Regions from separate parts of the Mus musculus genome. Here all the other regions are linked to region 1. The links are chromatin loops, found by intact Hi-C in ENCODE. Cell type or tissue: heart. All regions are shown on one strand.

Region 1 (8,000 bases):
GTGGCTCTAAGGCCAAGACACACACCCCTACCCCCAGTATGTGTTTCTGCCCTGGTCCTGTGTGGTAGTAGATAGGGGTCCAGGACCCAGCAGCTTACAGTGTCTGCTGTCCTGGCTGTTCCAGGGAATGGCCACCATCATCTTCTTTATCTTTGTCCTGGTCCTGTAGCTGCCTCTCTCGCTCCCGTTGACGCTGCTCACGGGCAGCCTCTTCCTCGTCTTCTTCTCTCCACTGAGTTGTGAGCCTGGAGGCACCATCACAGAGACAGTCATTCTATGTGACTGAGATAGTCATACTATGAGCCCTTTTGCCAGCTGGTGAGGGTAAGCCCCTGGACCAGTCTGCAGGCCTCAGTTTGGTCCAAGATAAAGGCTATGCAAAGGCAGTTGTAAAAGCACCTGTGGCCAGGGGAGTAATCTCAGGGCTCTACATACAGGTGACCCTCTGGAAGAAACATCAGTGTTCACATAGGCTTCAGGCAAACCAATGTTGGGGCTGATGGTCAACTGTCCTGCTGGCTGTCTCCTAAGTTAGAGCAGAGTTCCATGTAGGGGACCAAGGAGGACTTTGGAAAAGGTGATGGAGAGAGAGGGAGGAAGAGAGGGAGGGAGGGAGAGAGAGAGATCAGATAGCTACCTCTAAGGTCCCCATCTGGAACCTTCTTTTCTTCCCCCCAAGAATGCCATGTTGGTAGCTACCACACAGCCTCCTCTAAGTGTGAGACTGCATCTAGTAGCCACCAGGTCAGATTTTCTTTGTCTTTCTATAGCCTCTTCCTCTCTCTACCTTGAACTTAGGGACATTAGAGTACCTCACCCTCACCCCAGAGTTCTCTGTGGAGTCTCTCTGGGTTATTTTGAAGGAGGGGAAACTGAGGCAAGCAATATCTACAGTCCTTAGAGCAAGCTGACACCCAGGCTCCTTAGAGTCCCTTTCCCCTAAGCCAGGGGATGGTCAGAGGAATCAGGCTGGCTGGGCTCAGAGGATCTGGAGACCCTACAAAACAAACCTGTGTTTCTGGTGTCTAGTAGATACCTTAGGCCTTCACCACTGTCCCCTATCCTGACCCCACCCCCCAAACAACCCAGCTAGAGCTGACAGGGTCTGGGTCCTTTGTTTCTACAGTTCTTGCTGCCCCAAGGCCAAGGTGCACAAACTGCTAAGAGTTGTCTCTCTGCTGGGGTCTCTGTGCTCCCCGGGCAGTGTCCGCCGAATGACCCCACATCCCTCTCCCCTCTGGGCCTCAGTCCCCTGGCCAGGAAGCCCTGCCAGTACATGATCTAATCTCTCCAGGTCTCCCCTAAGCCTCTCAGACGAAAGCCAGGCCTCTCCGCAGGCTTCAGGATGAGGTTCACTCCTCCCTCATCCCCCACCTCCCGCCCCACCAGCCACATGGGACCGCAGCCACGCAAGCTGTCTGCCCGCTCCTACCTCGCACCCCCAAGCCGAGCTGCCTGCCTCAGCCTCACAAGGGCCTTCAGCTTCCAGCCTGAGAAAGCCCCTTAATTCCCAACACCTGGCTCCCATCACAGGCAGATGCAGAGGGCCTCCTGGCTCCCTCCATGGCCTCAATCAATGTGGGGGCTGCTTTTGGCCCCTCTCCACCTAGTGAATTATAGCTCTGTGTGTCGCTCCTTGCATACACGTTTACCAGCAGCCCCCCAAAGATATCAGGGCAGAGTGGGTGGGGGGAAGAGAGCTCCCCATTCTGCCTGCTTCAGAGGCAGACCATAAAGAGATACCCCCTGGGGTCAGTTTGTTCTTGCTATCTGAATCTATGCATGTGCAGGGTAAGTGTACATGTATTTGAGCCTATGTGTAAAGTTCTTGTATGTGTGTGCAAGCACTTTAAGACTGGAGATTGGAGCACAGGACTGAGCTCATCTCTGGAGTATGGGGTGTGTGTGTGTGTGTGTGTGTGTGTCTCACTTTGAATGGGATCAGAGCTTCACCTGTTCTAACAAGGGCAACCTTCCTGCAAGCATTTTTATTTGCAGGAACCCTTGGGGTACTTCACTCTTGGAGCAGAAAGTCCAAGCTACCACAGCCTGTCACCAGCACGAAAAGCCTGGGAAGAGGGGCTGGGAGCTGGGTTTGCAATGAGTATAGGAATGAGTACAGGGACCCAAACACAGATCTCTCTCCTGACCTGGGTACAGGATACACACACATCTGGTGTGGCCACGTAGGCACTCACACACAGGCCCTCATACACACGTGCTCACACGTGAGTACACAGGGTCACTCTCAAACCTGTGCAGGCAAGGGTTGGGAACAGGGGATCACAAACAGCAGGTCCCATCCCCTTCCAAGCTCCCTCAGGGGGCTGCCCCTGCCTCACTATTTACTGTTTTGCTAACCATCACCCCGACAACGTGGTGCCGGCCTGAGCCTGGGACTGGCAGGAGGCCAAAGTGTATTTTCTGAGAACATCCTTTGTGGGACCCACACCCCTCCAAAGTTACCCCAATTTAGCCCTTCCTGGACAAAGTCTTGGGGACACAGTGGGGGTACAGGGTAGGGGTCTACTAGCATCACCCCTCCTGTTTCTTGCTGGGAAGAAGCTTGTCCCAGCTCCTGACCCTGCTCTGAGGCTGAGGAGGCCTGGGGCCCCTTTCCCCTGCCTTTTCCCTCCCGCCTGCCTCAAGCAATGAGTAATGCGCCCCCTCCCCATGACCTCACCCCGTCACTATTCCACAGCTGGGCTCCGTTCTGGGAACTGGAAGGGGGTGGCTCTCCTGGGGTGGGGTGGGGTGGGGGCCTCTGGCCTGGGAAAGGCGCCCCCCGCCAGCGGCCCAGACCCCTTGGCACGTTCTTCGGAGCTGTCAAGACGCTGGCGATGGCCGCCCCGCCCGTGGCCCTGGCCCCGCGCAGCTGCAAGGGATTTGGCGTTCCCGTACAAACGCAATCAGACCATTTCCTGAGTCTGTTCTGGCTCGGGGGGCCCAGGGCTCAGCCTGGGGGCTGAGGAATGGGGCCCTGTCCCCCCACATCCTGCCCACGCAGTCACAGGGCTTACCACAGGCTGGGGCTGGGGTTGGAGCTGGGCCTGGGGCTGGGGCCCCACCCAGGTGCTCCAGGGTGTATAGACCCCCACCAGCTCCCGCTCTGAGTGGAGCTCTTTAACTCAAGGCAGTTACCCCTGCCTTCTGCACCCCTGCTCAATGTCTTGTCCCTCTTCACCCTCCGCACCCCTTCTCCTCCCACCCCCCTCCCGCGCTCCCTAGATCCTGCTGAGAGCCAGGAGCGCCCATCCTGGGTCCAGTTTTCCCAGTTACCCACCCTCTTTGTTCTCCCAAGAATAATTCCAGGTCGGCAGGCTTCAGTCCCTGTTGCAATTCTGCCCCCTGCAGGCTGCCCATGTGACTGCCCCCTCCAGCTAATTTGAACCCAAAGGTCAGTACTGTTTCTACACTCCCCAGGGAAACAGTAGAGAGGACTGGGGACTGGGATCCTTCAGGCCTCCTCCAGGGACCCCTCCTATCACCATCTCCTGAGTAGCAGGGGACTGGAAGTAGTGAGGAGCCTGGAGGCAGCCACCAGGAGTAGTTGAATTGACTCTCTGGGACCACCAGGGTCTCTTACCCTCTGGGGAGTATCTTTCCCAAGGTCACAGCCCTGCTCATCAGGGGTGCACTTGATGTGCAAGTGGTAGAGCCTTTGGGAGAAGGGGCAGAGCAAGGAAAAAAAACCTCCTGGTACAGGCTCCCAGAGATAGGGGCAGACCTCTGAAGGGGGGTTCAGGGTAAGTCTTGAGTGGTTGCTGTAGGTCCCCACCCATGTCTCACACTTCTAAGCACCAGTCCCTGTAGCTGTTAGCTGCAGGACCCATTGATTGTTGGATATAGGGGGTCCCACTCCCTGTGGACAATCTACAGAGGGGTTCGGGTGTACAAATGCTTAATTGCCACCCAACTCCGGAAAGAGGCGTGGAGGTGGGTATGTGGGGTGAGCTCAGGGTGCAGAGCCTGGTTAGTAGGAGAGTGGTTATGTAAGGCAGGCAGGAGAGTACAAGTTCCCTCCCTGAGGCTCAGATGAGGAGAAAGGAACCTGGCCCCCATCTGGTTCTGGTTCAGTGTGCTCTCCATCATCTTTCTAGCACAGCATGGACATGGTGGGATCACTCTTTTCTTATTGTCAGGGTCAGTGTATTGAATTGGGCAAGACCCTGTCTCCACTGCCCAGAAAAGCACTGCAGGAAGTTGTTTGAAGGGGTGGGGCACGATCTTGATCACAATTATGAAGGATGAATGGGACCTTTAGGCCAAAGAGAAGGAGAGTGACATGAAGTCAACTGTTCAAGAAGTATGTAGACCTCGGAGGGACTCCATGGGCCAGCAGGGTGGCCCTTCCAGGCATGAGTAGATCCCACATGTGGGAAGCCCTGGTTCTGTTCAGGATCAGACATGGAAGGATGGAGGAGTGAGATGTAGGCCAGAAGTAAGTGGGAGAAAGAGAAGCCAACTCTGTTCTAAGCTGGGCATGGGGGACAGGGAAGTGGCCTTCAGAATGGTCCAGTGTCCATGACATGTGCAGCAAGACCTGGGTCTGGGCTGGGAGAGACACTGAATGAAGCCTGGATCTGCAGCACGGGATGTGAGTGCCCCTGGAGATAGACAATACTAGGTCATGGCTGCCAGAGCCCCATCCTGAGGGCAGAGACCTTTAAGGGGTCCTGCAGCAGTAGCCTGAGTAGCTCAGAGGTAGCCAAGTGGAGCCGGGGTAGATGGCACAGGGAAGGCTGGATTATTTGGCCGCCTGGTACCCAGGTCTTCCCACCCCAGGGTACTGCTCAAGGCACTGTGGAGAGGAGGCATCCAGGAGAGGAGGAAAAAACACCCAAGTTGATACCTGGGGCTCAGCCTCAGTGGCTCAGATTCTTAGGCTACTGCCCGTGGTCACAGATATGGACAACCAAGCACACCTATGGGATCTGGGCTTCCCACTTTTAAGAATTGAGCCCTCTATTGTGTTCTGAGTGCTTCTCTGCCCTGTCCTCGGGACACAAGCAGTCCACATTCTTGGGACTTGGTTAGTGTTTATCTGTACAAGGGATAGATAGCTCTGAAGGGTTATGGTAGCCAAGCCTAAGGGGTGGGCCTTGGGAAGATTAAAAAGTTAAGATTGGTTGGCTGGGGCTATGGGAGTCATAGAAGGTCCTGGTCAGGAAGAAAAGATTCTCAGAGCCAGGAAGCTCTGGCTGCCTCAAGGGTAGAAGGCAGATGAGGGGTGAGCACAGTCAGTAAGGAGTTAATTGCTGTCATGGGAGCAGCCCAGCACAAGGGCCCTGGGATGGGGACACAACATGGAGGAAGCTGCAGAATCAGGATGAACATACCTGTTTCCTGCCCTGGGGAAAAGAAGAATGGGCTAGCAGGTGGGAAGGCAGTGGGGAGAGCCTATGGGTGCATGTCCCTGGGAGAGCAAGGATAAGGGTTAGGTGGGATCGCAGCTCTGCAAGGGAATGAGGAATGAAGGAACTCTCCTACACATGCATGTGCCCATACACACACACACACACACACACACACACACACACACACACACACACACACACGTCCTATACACATCCAGGCCCAGCCTGGGGTTCTAGGAGTTAGACCTCCTACAGAGGGCCTCAGAAGAGGCTGTGAATTCCAGCTCTCTCCTTCCCACCAGACGGAGGTACTGTTCATTGTAGGTGGGCCAGATGACCGCCACTCTTAGTACCCTTTGAATGCAAAGGCTCCTGGGGACTGTCTTCATGAACAGCTAAGGCAATGTGCCTCCATCATAACCTGTGCTGTCCCCACAGGCCATACCCTGCCCACAATTCTGCCTTTTCTTATGGGGCAGCACACTGTGTTGGAAGACATCTAGTTGTCTCTACCCAGGACCCCCAATCCTGTAGTCTTCCCAGCCGATCTCTGCCTGGCGTTCAGTGCCAGGGACTCTTAGAGAAGGCTGTCTGTCTGTCAAGCCTGTCAAACCACAGTGTCAGGCTGTGCTTCTGGCTCTCTCCTCTGCCTTTGTCCCACCTGACCTCTCTTGACCCCTGGATACAAACCCCACCCAGCCAGCATCCCTTCAGTTCTCTCTGTGGAACAGAGCAGGACTGCCCCTCTATTTTCTTGCAGTTGAGGAGTAGGGAAGCAGAGGCTGTACCTGGGCTTACCACCCGCAAGGGGAGTCAGAGAGACCAAGGCTTCTTTCTGACACCATCCCTGGCTCTGAAGGCTTGGGAACCTGCTTCTGCTCAATGACACCCCAATATCTACTACATGCTCTACTGCCCCCACACCAGCTGCAGTTGCCTTCCTAGGACCATGGTACCCTCCCTTTCTTTCTTAAGCATTCCCCTGACAACTGGTGCCAACTATGGTAAGCGTTCCACTACCCAGTGCATCTTAGTAGTACGGAGAGGCCAGCCCCGACCCTTGGTGTAGATCAAGGGCCACCTAAGCAGCCACAGGTTCTCTCAGTCACACAGGGCAGCAGGTGGAGACATGCAACCGACACAGGATACTTAAGGCAAAGTATCATTACCCATGCTTGCCCTGGTGGCGTGGGGGTGGGAGGGGCTGCTACAGAGTAATCAGGGCATCAAAAACATAGGCATCTGGGAGACATCTCCAGGAGAGACCATGGTGTGAGGGATCTGGGGAGAGGAAGGTGTCCAGCGCCAAAGCTGGTTTTCCCCAAGAGTGTTCTCCTATTCCCATCTTTAACAGAGCCACACCCTTTTGTCCCTATGTCTTTGGTCTAGGCCCACAACCATCTTATTGTGGCTCCCTGGCCTCTGGGGGCCTTACATGGGAAGGGAATCTTGTATCTGCCTCCCATCTATCCTTACCTCACAATCTAGGGCTACCCACTTAGTATCTTGCCACCTGTGTACTCTTTCCTGGGGTCATGCACACTCAGGTGAGGCAGGCACCATCTCTCCTCTGGGGTGAAGAAGGGATGTACCTTGGAGTCACACTTCAGAGAGAGGGTATATCAGTCCACCTAGGGACCACAAAACCCTTTGAAAGAACCTGGCTGAGTCAGGGGTAGTCCACACCAATCCATTACAGCACTCAAACTGCCCAAGCAAGCACCCCCACCCCCACGCCCCCACAAGTCTGCATTTGGAAAAGGTGTCAGACAGTCAGAGCCTCAACTCAAGGTGTGGCTGTTTCAAAGGAGTCTATAGCTGGGTTCTGCCAAGGCTTTCTTTATGATCTTGAGGCTGAGAAAATAAGAATGGTGCAGGCCCCTCTATCCCACACCTCATCCAGAGGCTGGACCAAGATTCTGCCATCAGTGTAGGGTCTAGAACCAAGCTGGTTGTCCCACAAAGAAGCCCATCCCCTCCCCTGGGTTTGGGAACCCTACCTCTTTATGATGTGTTTCCTGGTCAGTCCACTGCTGGCAGCTTCCTCATTCAGAACTTCTAACTCAAATCATCTCTGGACCAATCTGACCAGTCCCAGGTCACCCTCAGGTCTAGGGGTGGACACCAGGGTCTAGACCTCCCATCTGTCACATCCTGTCATGACGGCGGCTTGTGCTGGCCTGAGCTTGCTTTCTCCCTTCACTGGATCTGCACACCGTGTCCTCCGTGTCACTGACCAGACTTGTCACAGGCGGAGGCCAACTGCACAGCAGGCATGAGACTTCCCTGGTGCCTGAGCTCTGCTGTTCAGAACTGCCTTCAGCATCCTCATCACCAAGCTTCCGGTGGGGACTGGGCTCAGAGAGACCGTGGCTCACAGCAGCAGACAGCCCTGGCAGAATGTTCACAGCGCTCACGAGGCAAGGCTCTGGCATACTCCCTGACACGCGACGGTGGCTGGCACTGGCTTGAGACTGCCATTCCCTCCTCTTTCCTCCCTTGCTGGCTGTACCCAGATCTACCTCACCCCAAAGGCCTGGCTATAGCTCTCTTAATGGACGCTGCTCAAATGGCTCATCCTTCATCTGGTCACAGGTTTACACATTGTCTCACTTGGCTGCCCACCTGGACAGATGTGTGGCA
Region 2 (8,000 bases), 100 kb before region 1:
TCACAGCCTGATCTGCCAGCTTCTCCCCTTATGCACCGGGGCCACTTCTCTTGTTATTGTCCGTACATAGATATAGGTCAGCACCCACTCTGCCCCTAGAAATCAAGTTGATGAGTTACTACCTGCCCTAAGAACCTTCTTCACCTTCCTGGGTTTCACCCACCTCACATGATAGCTCAAGGGATAGTGGTGGTCCTATGATGCAAGGGAACATGGATGGTGGCCTGGCCCACCTGGTAAGACCAGCCTGCAGGAGTGAGGGAGGACTCCTGAAAACACAGTTTGTCTTCGAGGTCAGGGTCTGTGTATGTTTGCTCAGTCCCCGAATAAGAACTCAGATCAAAGATGATGCTCATATGCCTTTTGCAGCCAGAGCAGAAACAGTGATGAGGCTGTTAGGGTGCACTGTAATAGATGCAGAAGGATGAGGAAGAAAACAGATGGGTTTGCCAAGGCAAGCTGGCACCTTTCATGAGGAAGCTGTAAAGCATCCATCTCAGTACTCATACCAGCTGCGGGTCAAGCCTGAGATGGTGGGCTAGCTAGAGCAGCAGAGGGCTAACACACACCTGGGCTGCAGCAGCAAGCAGAACTCTTGGGAAGGCTACAGGGCAGAGGCAGAAAGCAGCCAGGATTGCTGAAACAGTGGAGACACCATGTATAGATGGCCTCAAAGTGGTGACTGAAAAACCAGACTCAGCACTCGACAGTCCCTCAGACACGCTTGGCTCCCTCTTTTCTCTCTATGCCCATCTCCAGAATCCTCTTTTGGGACTAAGCTGTCATGCTTTGTGTCTACCTAGTATATTGTAGGAGACCCAGTATGCCTGCCAGGGCTCATCAATGGATACCCATGATGCCTGCAGACCAAAGCACAGTGCTCATGGGTCAAACCAGAAATAAGCAAGCCACGGTGTTCCATTGCAGACTGCTGCTCAGGTTCTGAGACCAAGTCAGAAAAAAGATGTGCAAGATGCAGGACAAGTCCCAGGCCATGTGGACATTACATGGGCATGTGGGAACCCAAGTGGACAGTCAAACTTATGTCTGTCCCTTGCCACTTTGGATTGCATCAAAATGTCCCCCCCAGTTCAGGCCTGTCCTCACCTGAACATTGGGTTGATGCAGATGACTCAATGATCCTTCCTCATCTACTCAGGATAAGGGTGCCCTGGAATTGATGGTGGTGTCTGCATCCATTAGAAGAGAACATTTAGACTCAGACATAAACACACAGGGGAAGCTTCTGTAAACAAGAAGCCCGGGTTTGGGGAATGTAGTCACAAGTTAAGGACCCCTAGGATCTCCTGAGCTTGGGAGAAGCAGGTAGGACCCCTCCTGGAGCCTTCTAAGAAACACTTGATCTTGGATTTATGGTCTTCAGAGCTGTGCTAGAATAAATTCCTGCTTTTGGAAGCAACCCCCAAATACCCACACATACTCCCAAACAACAGTAAGGGGTTGCCAAGGCAAGCTGGCACCTTTCAAGAGGAAGCTGCAAAGCATTCAGCTCAGTACTCATACCAGCTGAGGGTCAAGCCTGAGATGGTGGGCTAGCTAGAGCAACAAAGGGCTAACACCACAAACCTGGGCTGCAGCAGAAAGCATTTGGAACCCACCTCTGACACACAGTTTCTGTTGCTTTCTGTTTTAGTCAGTGTTCTATTGCTGTGGAGAGACATCATGATTGTGGCAACTCTTATTTTTTTTTAAAAAAAAAGCATTTATTTTGGGTTTGCTTACCGCTTTAGAGGTTTAGTCTGCTACATCCAGATCCATAGGCAGCAGGAAGAGAAAGCCATTGGGCCTGGTTTGGGCCCTTGAAACCTCCAAAGCCCAGTGGCACACTTCCTCTGAACAAGGCCATGCCTCCTTATTGTTTCAAATAGTGCCACTCCTGGTGACCAAGTAGTCAAATCTATGAACCTATGGGTGCCATCAAGCTACTACACTCTTCTTCCCTCCAGGTTAATCTTATTTAGGCTAGTTGACCAAGGGCTGTAAGAAACATTAAGAAGTGAGTGTTCAGAAAAGCAGAATCATAAATTAGACATGGTGGTGCACTTATCATCCAACACTCAGGGGATGAAGGCAGGAAGATCAGAGATTAAAGGTCATCTTTATTACATAGCTAGTCTGAGGTCAGCATGGGCTACAAGAAACCATCTTCCTACACAAAAATCAGTTTTCTTGTACCCCACAATTTCAAGGCCAAAGTCAAGGTGCCCATGCCTGTAGAGCTGATTTCTCCTTAGGTTGTATATGGTTTATAGATGGCATCTCCAATCTTCTTTGAATGACACATTATGTCCTGTCCCTATCCAAGTCATACCCTGGTATTCATGTCCCCATCCTTGGATAGGAATGTGTCTATATCTACATGCTGATGATACCATTGTGCCCATGTTTCACATAGGTGACACCTCTGTGCCCATGTCCTATCCAGGTGACACCTTTGTGGCATTATCCCCTCCATATGACACCTACGCCCATGTCCCATCTAGGAGGCAGCTATGTTTGTGTCCTATCTTGGTAACACCTTTATGCTTAGGTCCTATCCAGGTGTTATCTCTATTCTTGCATTCTATCCAGGAGACACCCCTGTGCCCTTATCCATTCAAGATGACAACTCTGTTTTGTTGTCCTGTGGAATCCATGTGCCTATGTTTCATTCAGGAAACACCTCTGTGTACGTCCATTGGGACTCCTATGCCCATGCCCCATACAAATGACACCTTTGTACCCATGTCCCGTCCAAAAGATTCCTCTGTGTCTGTGTTCCATCTATGTGTCTATATGTCCCATCTATGTGTCCTATCTATGTGTCCCATCTATGTGTCTAGAAGGTCTAGAAGGTATCTCTTCTGTATATAGAAAGATCTCTATACCCATGTCCTTCCTGGGTAATACCTCTGAGCCTGCATCTTATTGAAGTGATATTCTGTGTCCATGTCCTATATAAGTAACACTCTTATACCTATGTTCTCTCCAGATTACAGACACCACTGGGCCCATGTTATATCCAGGTGGCACATCAGTGCCCATGTCCTGTTCAGGTAATACTCCTGTGTCCATATCCCATCTGTGTGACACTCCTGTGTCCATGCCCCACCTGTGTGACACTCCTGTGTCCATATCCCCTATGTGTGACACTCCTGTGTCCATGTCCCATCTATGTGACACTTCTGGGTGCATATCCCATCTATGTGACACTCCCATGTCCATGTCCCAGCTATGTCACTCTTTTGTGGTGTTGTTTTGTTTTGTTTTTTGAGACAGGGTTTCTCTGTGTAGCCTTGGCTGTCCTGGAACTCACTTTATAGACCAGGCTGGCCTCGAACTCAGAAATCTGCCTGCCTCTGCCTCCCAAGTGCTGGGACCAGCTATGTCACTCTTATGTACCAACTTATCTAAGTCAATATCATATTGTCATGTTAGCATCATCTACAAGCTTTTGTCCAGATACTAGGTGGCACCACCATGCTCACAGTGGTATAAAAGACACATTGTGTGGTTAGTTCTATATGGGGATGGTGTCCAGAAGGGGACAACGGGAGCTGGTTCCCAACTGAGAGGGCCATAGTGTGAGTTTAGGACATAAGTCTTGGCCATGAACTCAGAAGAGACTGAGGCTCCCCTGGATGTTTCACTTCCACTCTCTCTATGCTCATTCTTTAGGAACGTTACTAAGAAGGAATCTGAGAAAGCAGAGCTCTTTCTCCACCACTTGTCTAAGTTCCACAGCCAACAACAGGGCTCAGACTAGGCTCTCACTGGATACTAGCCCCCATTAGAGTACCATGCTTCAGTTAGGTTCTGTTTGCCCACCAGCTGCTAGCCATCACCTAGTCCTCAATGTCACGTACTATTACAATGGCCAAAACAGACTAGACTTGACCCCAAGAGCCCCCCTCCCCGCCAAAGCTTACTGCCCTCATTGTACTTTCTGCCCTGGCAGTCCCCAGATTGACAAAGGCATGCCTAACTTGTTTCTGGAAGAAGAGATCTAGCTCTATCCCATCGAAATGCAAATGAACCACTAGGAGTTTAGCCTGACCAAGGAAGCTTTCCTGCTCACTGTCCATTCAATGCAGTCAAAAGTGCTGTGACTATACAGGAGGAACATAGCAGTGCTGTGACCATACAGGAGGAACATAGCAGAGGCTAAAGGGCCATGGTGCCATGTAAGTGTGTTCTGTGCAGCAACTGATGACCAGACAGTACTGAGTCTGCCTGGAGCCTGAGTTAAAACCGAGAAAATAGCCATTGCCTACAGTTCCCGAATCACCACAAGGAAAGAAAAAGGTTGGTGAGAAAATAGAGATTCTATTTTCATGTCCGGGGGATGAGCGTGCAGGGCACTTACACCCAGGACTCAAAGGAACATGCTACATTCACACGAGCATCCAGGAGGCATAAGAATTCTGCAAGGAGACCATGCCCTATTCTTGGACGTCTGCTGAATCAGTTGTGGGGTTTATACGCGGGAGTTGCCGCGTGGTGGCAGCAAAATCGATTGCGCCAAACCTAAAGAGCCCCCCCACCCCTGGTATTGGAATTCACAAATGGCAATGCTGTGGGTCACCCAAGTTCAGTACCTCAGGGGGGTCACAAATGCCACTAGGGGGGCAGGACACATGCATTTTCTAGGCTGGTACCTCGTGGACTCGGACTCCCAAATCAACAAGGTCGGCTTACTCTCTGCAAAGAATCCTTTGTGTGTAAAGACCAGGGTTGCCGCACGGCGGCAGTGAAGTCTCGTACATCGCAGTCCTAAAACGGATTGCAACTGATTGAGTTTTCTCCCCTATCACCATCTATGATCCCATAGTCATGGGCTTCATGAGGCCAGGGGTTCATGCTAGTCCTTGATAAAACGTTCTCAAGAGCTATCTCAGGTATCTGACTTATAGGGTTCTGGGGCCATCAGCGCTATTGTGTGAAAATTGAAGTATAGCTACTATGTGTGGTGATCATGGAATGTATTGCAGTACCATAATGCAGACCCCACTAAGCATGGTCCTCAAATTCTGCACATCTATGAGGACACCTGACCTCCCTACCCAAAGAATCACTTAAGGAACCGCCAACAAGAAAGTCTGGTGATTTGCGCTTTCGTATTCTAATTGGGGCGTTCAGATGCTAATGATCTCCGGCTCAGGGCTGCAAACAATTCTGAAACTGCATTCTCTCTCAATGGGGCTCAGCTGCCAGCTTGGCAGCTGAGGAATCCTACATCAAGCCTTGGGTGTCAGCCCAAAATCAATTGAAGAGGTGGTAGGACCCCTGGCTGGTTTGTGGCAGATAATCGTACTTATGGCAAAGTTGGGGTTCACCTGTTTTGCACTGTCCCGGAGAGCCTTGTTAAAAGCAGAAGGCAGGACACCTATGCCCTTCCGGAATGGTCTCCTTTGGTCTCAGACCCCATAAACCAGTGCATGTGGTTCGATGCCAGAAAGCACAAAAGCCGTTGTGAGTGGAAAGACCAAATTGCTGCGCTGGTGACTGTCATCTTAAACATTATGTTCCAGAGACAGCCAAAGTTAAGGTTTGCCCATGACAATGTCCAAGGGCCAAAGTTCGGGTTCGCCCACAGCAATGTCCGAAGCCGCTATGCCTCAGTGGTCGATATGGTTTATAAGAGGTTGGAACACTTGTGTTTCTGGAGGGGGTCCCTTTGGTCACTGAACCCCAAAACCAGCCAGTGTGGCTCACTATAGGAAGGCATAGAAGCTGTTATGTGCAACAAGGGAACGGATGCTACCGCGCGGTGGCAGCATACTCCTATATATCGTGGCCCAAATGCTGCCAACTTGGGGGGAGCGATTCATTCCCAGCAATATCCCAGGGTCACCCAAATAGGGATTCATAGGGGTGGTAAGATGTGTGCACCTCTGGAATGGTTCCCTTACACACTGAACCAGAGAACTTGACTCATTCCCTACACAGCCCGAGATCGTCAGTGGCTGGTAAGACCGAAGTTGCCGAGCAGCGACCAGTGCAGTCCCACATACTTTATCATAGAGGTGACCAAAATTGCGGTTCACCTATGGCAAACTCATGGGTCACTCAGGCATAGCATTCAATGATTCATAAGGGTCATGGGGTGGTACAACACACATTTCTTGGGTAGCTCCTTCAGTCTTGCGCCCTTCACGATCGATCGGTTCACTCTCCACGCTGTGCAGATTTGGCTATAGCTAAATGGACAGACGATGCCGCGTGGTGGCAGTACAATACTACATATTGCTCGGCAGACGCGGCATAGGTTGGGGTCCGCTGTGACAAAGCTTTGAGTACCCCAGGTTCAACAAAGGGATCAGGCATTTGTGCACTTACGGAATGGTCCCCTTCTGCCTTGGGACTCCTCAAGCTAGCCAGATCTGTTCAATCCAAACTCAATACAGAATCGGTTATAGGCGGGAGACATAGAAACTGCCGCGTGCGTGCGTCCACCGAAACCCCATAGCCATAAAAGCAGAGGCTGGGGTTCAACCATTGCAATGTCCCAGGTAACCTAGGAACTGTAGCAAGAAGTTGCAAAGCTGAGATTAGAGACTAGGAGAAGTCAGGGATCCGCTTAGTTTGAAGTGAAGCAGGAGGGTGGGTAGCAAGAGGGAGCATAGCGGGTGTGGCATGGTGGGGTTGTATAGCGTGGGTTATAGCGAGGGGGTATAATGGGGAGGTATAGTGGAAGTATAGTGGGAGGTATAGTAGGGGTATAGCGGGGGATATAGAGGGAGTTATAGTGGGGGTATAGCGGGGGCATAGCGGGGGCATAATGGGGGACATAGTGGGGGGCATGGCAGGAGGGGCATAGTGGGGGTATAATGGGGGTGTAGTGGGGCGGTATAGTGTGGGTATAGTGGGGGACATAGCGGGGGTATAGTGGGGGTATAGCAGGGAGGGTATAGTGGGGGTATAGCAGAGAGTATGGGGGCCATAGGGGAAGTATGGTGGGGGGTATGGCAAGGGGTATGGTGGGGAGGATGACAGGGGGGATATAGCAGGGGTGTAGTGGGGAGGATATAGTGGGAAGTATAGGGGAGTATAGCAAGGGTGATGTGGGGGGTGATGGGAGACAGAGACCAACTGCCACCACACCAGTGAATAGCTTACATGTGATGGCCAACCCTCGGCCTTTAGTCTGCTGATGCTGCCAGGGTTCTTGAGGCTCATTAGAAGATGGGGTCATTCTTTTCCATCTTATATACCGATCTCTGAAAAGGATCATTTGTTTAAGAGCGCAGAGATAGCCACAACCACCACAAGGTGACAGCACAGACACACATTACAGCGCCAAGATAATAGAGGCTGGGGTCTATTTATGACCAAATTGGAGGTGTCCGTCAGTATCATAACTTAGGGTCCACCCACAGCAATGACCAGGGCTTTTCACAGAGTAAAAATGAAGGATCACTAGGAGCCAGAAATGAGTACTCAGCTGACATGCAGCCACTAGGCTGAGGATCTGCCAAGGTGCTATTGCACCTCACATAGGTGAGAACCACTGCTGAGTGGTCATGACTGGTCAGCCCTTGAGTCCTCCTCCCATCTGGAGCTCCGGTCACTTCCATCTAGAGCTGCTCTACTCTCTGGTGCCCTGATTTGTGGATGCTGACTCTGTGGATTTCAGCTGCATAACTTTCAACAGAAGCTAAGAGCAATGGTATACGCACGCACGTGGCTGGAGGGACAGGGCATCTCTCCTGTCCCCATTCTATCACTGATAGTAGTACTTCAGTAGGATAGGGAGACCATACTGTGCCTCCGGTTGACTGGGGTGACCAAGACCAGACTGTAAGATAACTAATAAAACTCATCGCAAGAGAGTCCTGACAAACGTGACGACTCACCCAGAAAAGGGACGGTGAGGAGTGCCCAAATTAGCTACTACCTTGTTGAAACCACTGCGGCCAGATAAGGTCAGTCAAGCAGACTAGGACAAAGGCTGGGGGTTAGCCACTCGTAGGCTGTTCATACTCCGTGGGATAGTATGA
Region 3 (8,000 bases), 58 kb before region 1:
CACAGTCAAAGTCACATATCATAGACACACACACATACACAACTGGCACAGTCTCATACTCACGCACACTGACACAGTCAGATACACACACACACACACACCAACACACAGACACATACACACCAAGACACACAATGACACAGTCATATACTCAGACACACAAACTGAAGCAGCTACACTCAGACACATACATTGTCACAATCTACATATTGTGGCAGTTAGGCAACACACACTCAGACACACACTGAGACAGATGCATTAAAACATAGTCACAATCTCAGCTGGGTGTGGTACACACCTTTGATCCTAGCACTCTAGAGGCAGAGTCTGATCTCTGTGAGTTTGAGGCCAGCCTGGACTACAGAGCGAGTTTGAGGACAACCAGGACTACAAAGAGAAACTAAAAACCAACAAAACAAAACATACACATTACAAAAACAAACAAAATCAGTCACAGAATCATACATACAACTCTGAGACACAGTCATACTCCCAGGCATAGTGACCCACTAACAAGGAACACAGGCAGAGATACTTCATTGACGGACCCAGTCAGTCAGTAAAATGGCAGACACACCAACGCCTTGTCACAGTCACAAACACAGAACTCAGGCCAAGAATAGTGACACACACCTTTCTTTAATCTTAGCACTTGGGGCAGAGACAGGCAGATCTCTGAGCATGAGGCCAAAATGGTCTACAAAGCGAGTTCCATGTCAGCCAGGGCTCCACAGAGAAACCGTGTCTCAAAAAACCAAATCTAAACCAACACCACCACCGCACACAGACTCAGACATCAATGCTGAAAAGCGATAGACACATGCCTTCATGATTCTAGTCAGCGCAGCTAAAGGCACATGACTTGGCGCCTTTAAACTCTTAAAAATGATCTGCATATGCGTGGTGGCCATGCTATTGGTATGTGTGCTGTGAATGTGTGTGGAAATCAGAGGACAGTTTTGTGAAGTTTGCTCTGTCCATCCACTTTACGTGACTTCTGGGGATTAAACTCTGGGCCCTGGGCTCAAAGGGAAGTGCCTTTATCTAGCCATCAATCCTGCTGGCCTTTTGCTCCTTGTTATCTCTTGAGAACCTCCGTCCTGAGAGTCATACTGTCTCCAAGGGGCTCTTTCATGTCTCATCACCCATAGCCTCTGGTCGCGGTGGCCTGGCTATCTCCCTGCAATGTCAGAGTCCCTGGAGCCTGCAGATCTGTCTCTGATCTCCCTCCTGCCCTTCCACGTCCTTCCTGCCATTGTATCACACACACTAAAACCTGTCTGGACAGGCAATTCCCTCCCAGCCTGTCCCCCAACCCTGAATGAGGACTGCAATCTGCAACTGTTTCCTGGGGCTCACATGTTTGCCTAGCAGTGGGCCTCTGCTCCCATGGAGCCACCCTGAGCTGTCAAGTATAGATGTTCACACTGCTGTCTCTGCACCCCAGAATACTGAACCACCTCAAGTTCTACCCACTGTCAGGGCTACTGAACTACATGTGTCGGGAACCCAGATGTATAATCCACTACAAAAGGCAAAGTGTCCACCAGCTCTTTCTCCACAAAGAATTTTTATTTGGGCTTGTCAGAACCACTGTGCTCACTAGGGTCTGTGGTCCAAATCCTGCTGTCATAGGTCATAGGCCAAACCAGGAAGGGATACCAGGGCACCTCAGGTCGCTGCTTTGCCTCTGCTGGGGTAGCTCCTCTTCCAGAGGTTCTGGAGAACGGGGGTCCTTCTCTGGAAAAAGATCTGGGAAAGTGAAGGTCTGCCCATGGGCCTGGGGAAAGAAACAGGGGCTTAATTGAGAGTCACAGGCTAGCCTTCCTATCACACCCAGGGACTCATGGCTGGACTGCTAATGATCCTGGACTCTGGAAGACAGACAACAGGATGATGAGCCGCCAGTGTCTCTAGGCAGGGTTCCTGCTGGGAAAACAAACACCTTGCAGGCCAGCCCTCCAACCTTTATCTATCAGCAGCAGGCTATTACTAGGACAATGGACCTTTTCATGGACATTATCTCTTTACAGGGGTCTGCACCAACCCAGGGCTCATTAAAAGCAGTCCAGCAAAGGCCCATTCACCAGGCGGCTGCCGGTGGAACTGGGGGCAGGAACTAGGAGCAGAAAAACAGGACACAAATGACGTCTGGTGCCATGCTAAAACTTTTTCCATCCAAAATATCTAAAGGCCTTCAGCCACATTAAAGGCCGCCCTCCTCCAGGCTCCAAACTTGGCAAATAAAATGCACACAACGTACACAGAAACCTACATACGCAGCAGTCTATAAATCAAGCCCGGCTTTGCAAATTAACTGCTTTTACGTCTTTCACTACAAGTTCAGTGTGTCAGCATGGCTGAGTCCCAGCCTGGAGCCCCAAGCACATGGGCCAGAACCAGTGAAGGCCCTAGAAGGGAGAAAGAAGCCATCTCTGCAAAGCTCTCAGGGCTAGGAAGCTCACTTGCAGCCCCTACTAACGTCTCCAAGATAAGAGGTGTAAGATGGAAGGGGCACAAAAGAGCCAACCTGGAGACAGAGACCCCTTCCTGCCATTCCTCCTTGTCTGGGAGGTGGACAAATAGGGAGTTCTGAATCTGGGAACTTAGTAAGTTCTGTCAGAGGTGGACACTCTGGGGCTGGGCTTAGTTGGTAGAGTTCTTGCCTAGCACCCACAAGGCCCTGTGTTTGATCTCCAGTACCACATAAGACTTTGGTGTTGTTCATGCCTGTAATCCTAGCATAGAGAAGGGAGGAGGAGGCACAAGGATCAAAAACTGAAAGTCATCCTTGGCTACACAAGGAGTTCAAAGACAGCCAGTGCTACTGGAGACCATGTTACAAAAGTAAAATGGGGGAGGCAGCAGCCTATAAGCAGAGCTGGCTGCCCATCCAGAATTGACTGCTGGCTTTGATGGCAGATGAAGTCCTAAACAGCTTAAGGTCCAGAGATAAAGACAGCCTATGCAAGGGGCTAGCGGGGGATTTTGAAAGAGCAGATGTGAGGGACCCGCATCACCATCTATGGGTACCAGTATGAAGACTATCTCTAAGAGATAATTGCTTCATACTTTAGAAAAAAATGTAGCCACCCACCCTCTAAGGAGGGAGAGCCGGTTTTGAGGGGCCCAAGGCAGGAAAGGAAAAAAAGGCCAGGGGAAAAAGTGGAGAAGCCAGTCCTGACTCCAGTAATCCTAGGGCCCCTACGGGCCATTGTTGGGCTGGACTGTGCCTGCCCGCAGCATTTACTCTGGAGCCTAGAGCTCATGGCCTGTGTGCAGCACTCAGTCAAACACTGTTCTGTGTAAACATGGTCAATGCTCTTTTTGTTGTGTGGGGACTGAGAGCTTGCTAAGGCTCCCTCCCCACCAGACCAAAAAGATGTTTATCAGGTTCTCAGAAGAAAAATGTGGTCGCCCACCACGTGGGACCTGCCTTTCCCCTGCCACACTCACGATGAGCTTTCTCTCCCCCCTCCCCTAGTTGCCCCTTCCTGAGCCTCACAGTGCCGTTACCAGAAGCCAGAAGCCCCCCCACCCGTAAAAGACACACTAAGAAGACAAAGACTAAGACAAAGACAAAGACTAAGAAGACAAAGACAGCCTTTGCAGATACAACCAGAAGTCCCAAACACGAACCATTTCTAGGCTGGAGCCGGGAAGGGGGTGTGTTACAAATTTTAACTCTGGTTGAGAAGTCTCGCCTAGTGGGGGCACAACAGGCCCCTCCATTTATCACAATTTCACAGAGGAAGGTGGACATGGCTGGTGGCAGCTGCAGCTGCCAGATGTAAGAACTACTGAGTCCAGCTTTCATGAGTGTGGTGGGGAAGAGGAGGGGAATGTAGGGGCTCAGATGTCTCAAAAGCCACTTGTAACCATAGCTGTCTCTGAAGTGACTTGTGGCAAATGCCAGCATATGGATGTGGCCCCCCAGGCCGTGACAGAGACAGATGGGTGGATTCAACACCTAGCTCACAAACACACACACAAGCCTTCAGAGGGCCCAGGCCTTCCTTTCCCACCTGCATGGGCTGATTTTATGTACAGCAAATATTAGGCCCTGTTTAGAACAACTGTAGCTCTTTTTCCAGCAAAGCTGCCTCCCTCCCTTACAGGGTCTTTGAACAAACAGCCATGCAGCACGGGAGGGTGGGAGGGGCCCATTCTCAATAGCACGAGACTGCCATCTAGCGGCCTGCTGTGGAGGCTGGGGCTCCCTGGAGAGCTGTTTACACTGAAACTGGAGAAATTGGAGGAAGCCCCCCTGTGGGGTTCAAACAGTGGGGGGCCAGTTAATGGACCCTGCCGAGTAGAGTCTTCCTTGAGAGATTCCCGGAGGTCAAAAGGGATTCTGTCCAGAGACTGAGACCAAAGGGTACTTGTAGGTTAAGATTTGGTCTCAAAGGCAGTGGGTCGAGGACAGAGGCTCTAAAAGAGAGCAAGCTTGAAAATGTGGCTCTTTCCAGGCAAGTCTGGTCTTGTGAGTAAAGGCCCAGACTAGGAGTCTGCTCCCAGGACCCCAGGCAAGGATGAGGTGAAGGGGCTTTGGTACCCACACTCACAGAATCACTGTCATGGCTGACTAACAGAAGAATGTGTAGGGTCCGTATACCCCAGATGTCTCAACCTTTTCACAGCACTGGGCTTCTAGGGGAACATAAACTCTGCACCAGGCAAGGTATCCTCACAGAGCGGTGGCTTTTCACATTCACCCTCTGATTTCTGTTTCCTCCAAACACATGTAACTAAGGCATGGGCTTGTAGCACAAAATAAGGAATGGATTTACTGAGGACTACAGAGATGATCTGCGGAGGTGCACTAGGACCTGGGCTCCTCCTGCCCCGATCTCCAGGTCTGGGCTCTGCTAAGGTAGAGGGAATTGCACAAACAGCCCCAGGACACAGATGAGACAGTGAGCAGAAACAGAGGCGGCAGGTCAGCCGGTCTCACTCACCAGCTGCACGTAGGCCACTTTGTAGTCTGGTTTCTTGATCCTCACATTCTTGTGATCCCTCCTCCTGTTGGAGCCTGTGAGGGGACAGCAGACCAGACCCTGCCTTAACTTCTGGCCCCTTGATGAGCCCCACAATCTAGAAACCATTTTCTAGTAAGGCACAGGATATCATCTGGAGGTGGAGTGGGGAGGGGGGTTTCAAAAGGCAGGCTGAACACCAGAGGGGGGGTCTCAGACAAACATCCCAGTTTCTCTGTTTAAGTAAAAATAGTCTTTGAGCTGGCTGGTGGTGGCTCACACCTTTAATCCCAGCACTCAGGTGGCAGAGGCAGGCAGATCTCTGAGTTAAAGGCCAGCCTGGTCAATGACAAAAAAATAAATAAATAATGTTTTTGAGAATAGAAATGACAACAGAAGAGTTTAAAAGAACAAAAGGAATTTTTTTTTTTTTTTTTTTGGTTTTTCGAGACAGGGTTTCTCTGTATAGCCCTGGCTGTCCTGGAACTCACTTTGTAGACCAGGCTGGCCTCGAACTCAGAAATCTGCCTGCCTCTGCCTCCCGAGTGCTGGGATTAAAGACGTGCTCCACCACGACTGGCTACAAAAGGAATTTCTTTGCTCTCTGGTGAAATGGAGATTCTCTAGGAAGGGCATTTCTTTTTGTTGTTGTTGTTTTGTTTGTTTGTTTTTTTGTTTGTTTTTGTTTTTCGAGACAGGGTTTCTCTGTGTAGCCCTGGATGTCCTGGAACTCACTCTGTAGACCAGGCTGGACTCGAACTCAGAAATTCGCCTGCCTCTGCCTCCCAAGTGCTGGGATTAAAGGTGTGCTCTACCACGCCCGGTAGGAAGGGCATTTCTAAGAGGGTAGCACTACTAGCCAGCCTTGGGCACTAATCAATCTGCCACTGATGGGCTACTTTAGGATCTACTACAGGAGGAGACTGTGGAGGCCTACTAGAGACCAGCCCAGGCTAAGGAAGTGGTTCTAAGGAACAGAGGACATTTCAGGGTCACAGCTAGAAGTGTTGGGGACCTTCAATGAGCTACATAGAAAGAGGCTGGGCACCCTCTGGCAAGACAAGGCACCCAAGCCCCTCAAGGCCTTTGCTTCCCCTCTGGAGTCTGAAGACAACAAGAAGTAGACAAGGGGCTATGTCCTGGTGGCAAGCCACCAACACAGGTACCCACCATGCTGCACCCGTGTGCGCACGGCAGCCACGGGAACATTGTAAATCTGCTCAAGGTAATTCCGAAGGTCCACCCTGGTCATCCTGGATGAGACAGAAAGCAAACAAGTTTGAGCTAAGCCTAGATAAAGAGATATCCTACCCAGGGATAAGGGTGAAAGTCCAAGGAGCAGCTGTGGCCAGGTGAGGCTGGCTCCAGTGTTGTCCCCTCCAGACAAAAGGATGAGCTAAGAGTTAATGAGGGTGGGATTTCATCAGAGTTGTTTACTTGGTCCTCTCCACCTGGATCCTTGACCATTACCTGGAGCCAGGTGGGCTCACCCTGATCAAATGTAAGATATCAGGCCTGTCGCCAGGCTGGGCTCCTATCTGTAACTAAAGACTCGCCCCTAGGGTCTATGAGACATGTGCTGCCAGAGGGGCCTCTCTAGGACTTGGGGGACAAAGCCCATGGTGGCTTTCAGTACAACCCTGGCTACCATAAGCTCCTGTGTATGTCTGGAAAGCCAAAGAGACCCTAACCCAGCTCCTCCAGGGATCTGCTCCTGCCCCCTGCCCCTGCTGAGCTGGTCCCTGTGGATTTTAGGACTCAGAGCAGTACAAGCAGTTGGGTTGCACTGAACCTTCCTTAAAAGGGGGCACATGGAACTGCGAAGAATGAGGTAAGGGACTCAGAGCTCACATCCTAGAAGCCCTGCAAATCTCAGCATGCTCCAACCCAGCCTCCGGGGACTCCTTTCCTGGGAAAAGGATGGAGGCAAGAATTCAACAAATCTCAGGCTTTCTGTTAAGCTTTCCCCAGGTGGAGGGCGAGCCAGGAAGCCAGCCAAGAGCATGCTTACTCTTTGGCTGCCTGAAGCTCTGCAAACACCAGGCCCCTCCACCATCCGCTGAGCAAGCAAAGTGGCCCCAGGTCTTTCCACCACAGGAAAAGCCTGGCCCTGGGGAGCTAAGCTAAAAAACAGGACAGGACCCACATCCTGGAGGCCACTCCCCAGCCCCTGAACTCCTTTGGGCCTCACTTACTCCATGGGGATCCGGAACTGCACGGTATCTTCAGGCTGTGCAGTACCAGGCCGCACCAGCTGAATGAAGAAGTTAGTTCGAAATACACGGAGCTGGGGGCCACCCAGTTGGTAAAGGGGGTACCTGCTCAGGAGAAATCAGGGGATTGAGGTTATACACACAGTACTGCAGGCTCATGTGTCCACTCACATCAGCAGAATCGAGGCAGGGTGGGACAGTTACACATAGGACCTGTCCCTACTATATGGTTTCATTAGTAGGGGGGACAAGCAGCTTCCCAGCCTAGTCCTTGGCCTCCCTACTGGGTTCCAGGGCTACTGACACTACAGCCTTCCTATAGAAAGGTCAAAAGGACAGCTAAAAGAGAGAAAGAAAGAAACAAAAACAGGAACTAAGGCTCATAGCTGTGGTATGGGAGCAGAATAATGGTCCCAGCTTGTAAAATTGTAAGAACAAGGAAGGAAGGACCTCATAAACAGGGCAGTGGTGGTACTCAGCTTGCAGATACCACCTCTTCCAAAGGCCTGCTGCTAACTCCTGCTTCTGGGGAGTGGCCAGCCCGGAAATATCACCCCCACCCCCACCCCCAGGGCCCACAGAAGTTCCTTGAGAGGGAGGAAAACAGGCTGGGGGCTAGAGAAGACAGTGTTTCCAACATGGCTCCGAGCTAGCAACACCTCACTGGACACCTAAAACTATCTAAACAAGCAGGACTTGGTGGGATAGCCAGTTTCCACCATTATCAGGCCTGTAGAGAAAGCAGGATCTCTGCCTGGTGGTCCTGCTCGCCTCCATGCCCACCTGAGCAGACATGGAGAAGGACAGGAGA

The links. Hi-C counts contacts between places; a loop is a spot of excess contacts. Peaks named below come from ENCODE experiments on the same cell type or tissue, not always from the same donor. Only the 100,000 strongest peaks of a DNase experiment are listed, where the experiment ranks them.
Region 2: it touches region 1 in a loop (7-fold over the local background); 11 of 42 quality-filtered maps call a loop at or near these places.
Region 3: it touches region 1 in a loop (2.1-fold over the local background); 8 of 42 quality-filtered maps call a loop at or near these places.

Annotation. Positions count from the first base shown.
Region 1 is chr7:142,476,724-142,484,723 of GRCm38, reverse strand. It overlaps Lsp1 (lymphocyte specific 1), which reads right to left. Exons shown (of 11, transcript NM_001136071.2): 2 at 99-245. Among named protein-coding and RNA genes, the nearest start is that of Tnnt3, 18 kb to the left of the region's middle. In heart, a CTCF peak has its summit at 3,363 (motif pointing left); DNase peaks (open chromatin) are centred at 1,383, 2,313, 2,853, 3,373 and 7 weaker places; H3K4me3 peaks cover 908 bases; H3K27ac peaks cover 8,000 bases.
Region 2 is chr7:142,578,541-142,586,540 of GRCm38, reverse strand. No RefSeq gene overlaps it. Among named protein-coding and RNA genes, the nearest start is that of H19, 4.4 kb to the right of the region's middle. In heart, CTCF peaks have their summits at 4,507, 4,708, 5,732 and 6,219; a DNase peak (open chromatin) is centred at 5,787; H3K4me3 peaks cover 1,564 bases; H3K27ac peaks cover 3,033 bases.
Region 3 is chr7:142,534,299-142,542,298 of GRCm38, reverse strand. Mrpl23 (mitochondrial ribosomal protein L23) reads right to left here. Exons shown (of 5, transcript NM_011288.2): 2 at 7,172-7,294; 3 at 6,147-6,229; 4 at 4,959-5,032; 5 at 1,554-1,780. The coding sequence ends at 1,637. Among named protein-coding and RNA genes, the nearest start is that of Mrpl23, 5.3 kb to the right of the region's middle. In heart, a CTCF peak has its summit at 4,219 (motif pointing left); a DNase peak (open chromatin) is centred at 4,208; H3K4me3 peaks cover 244 bases; H3K27ac peaks cover 7,526 bases.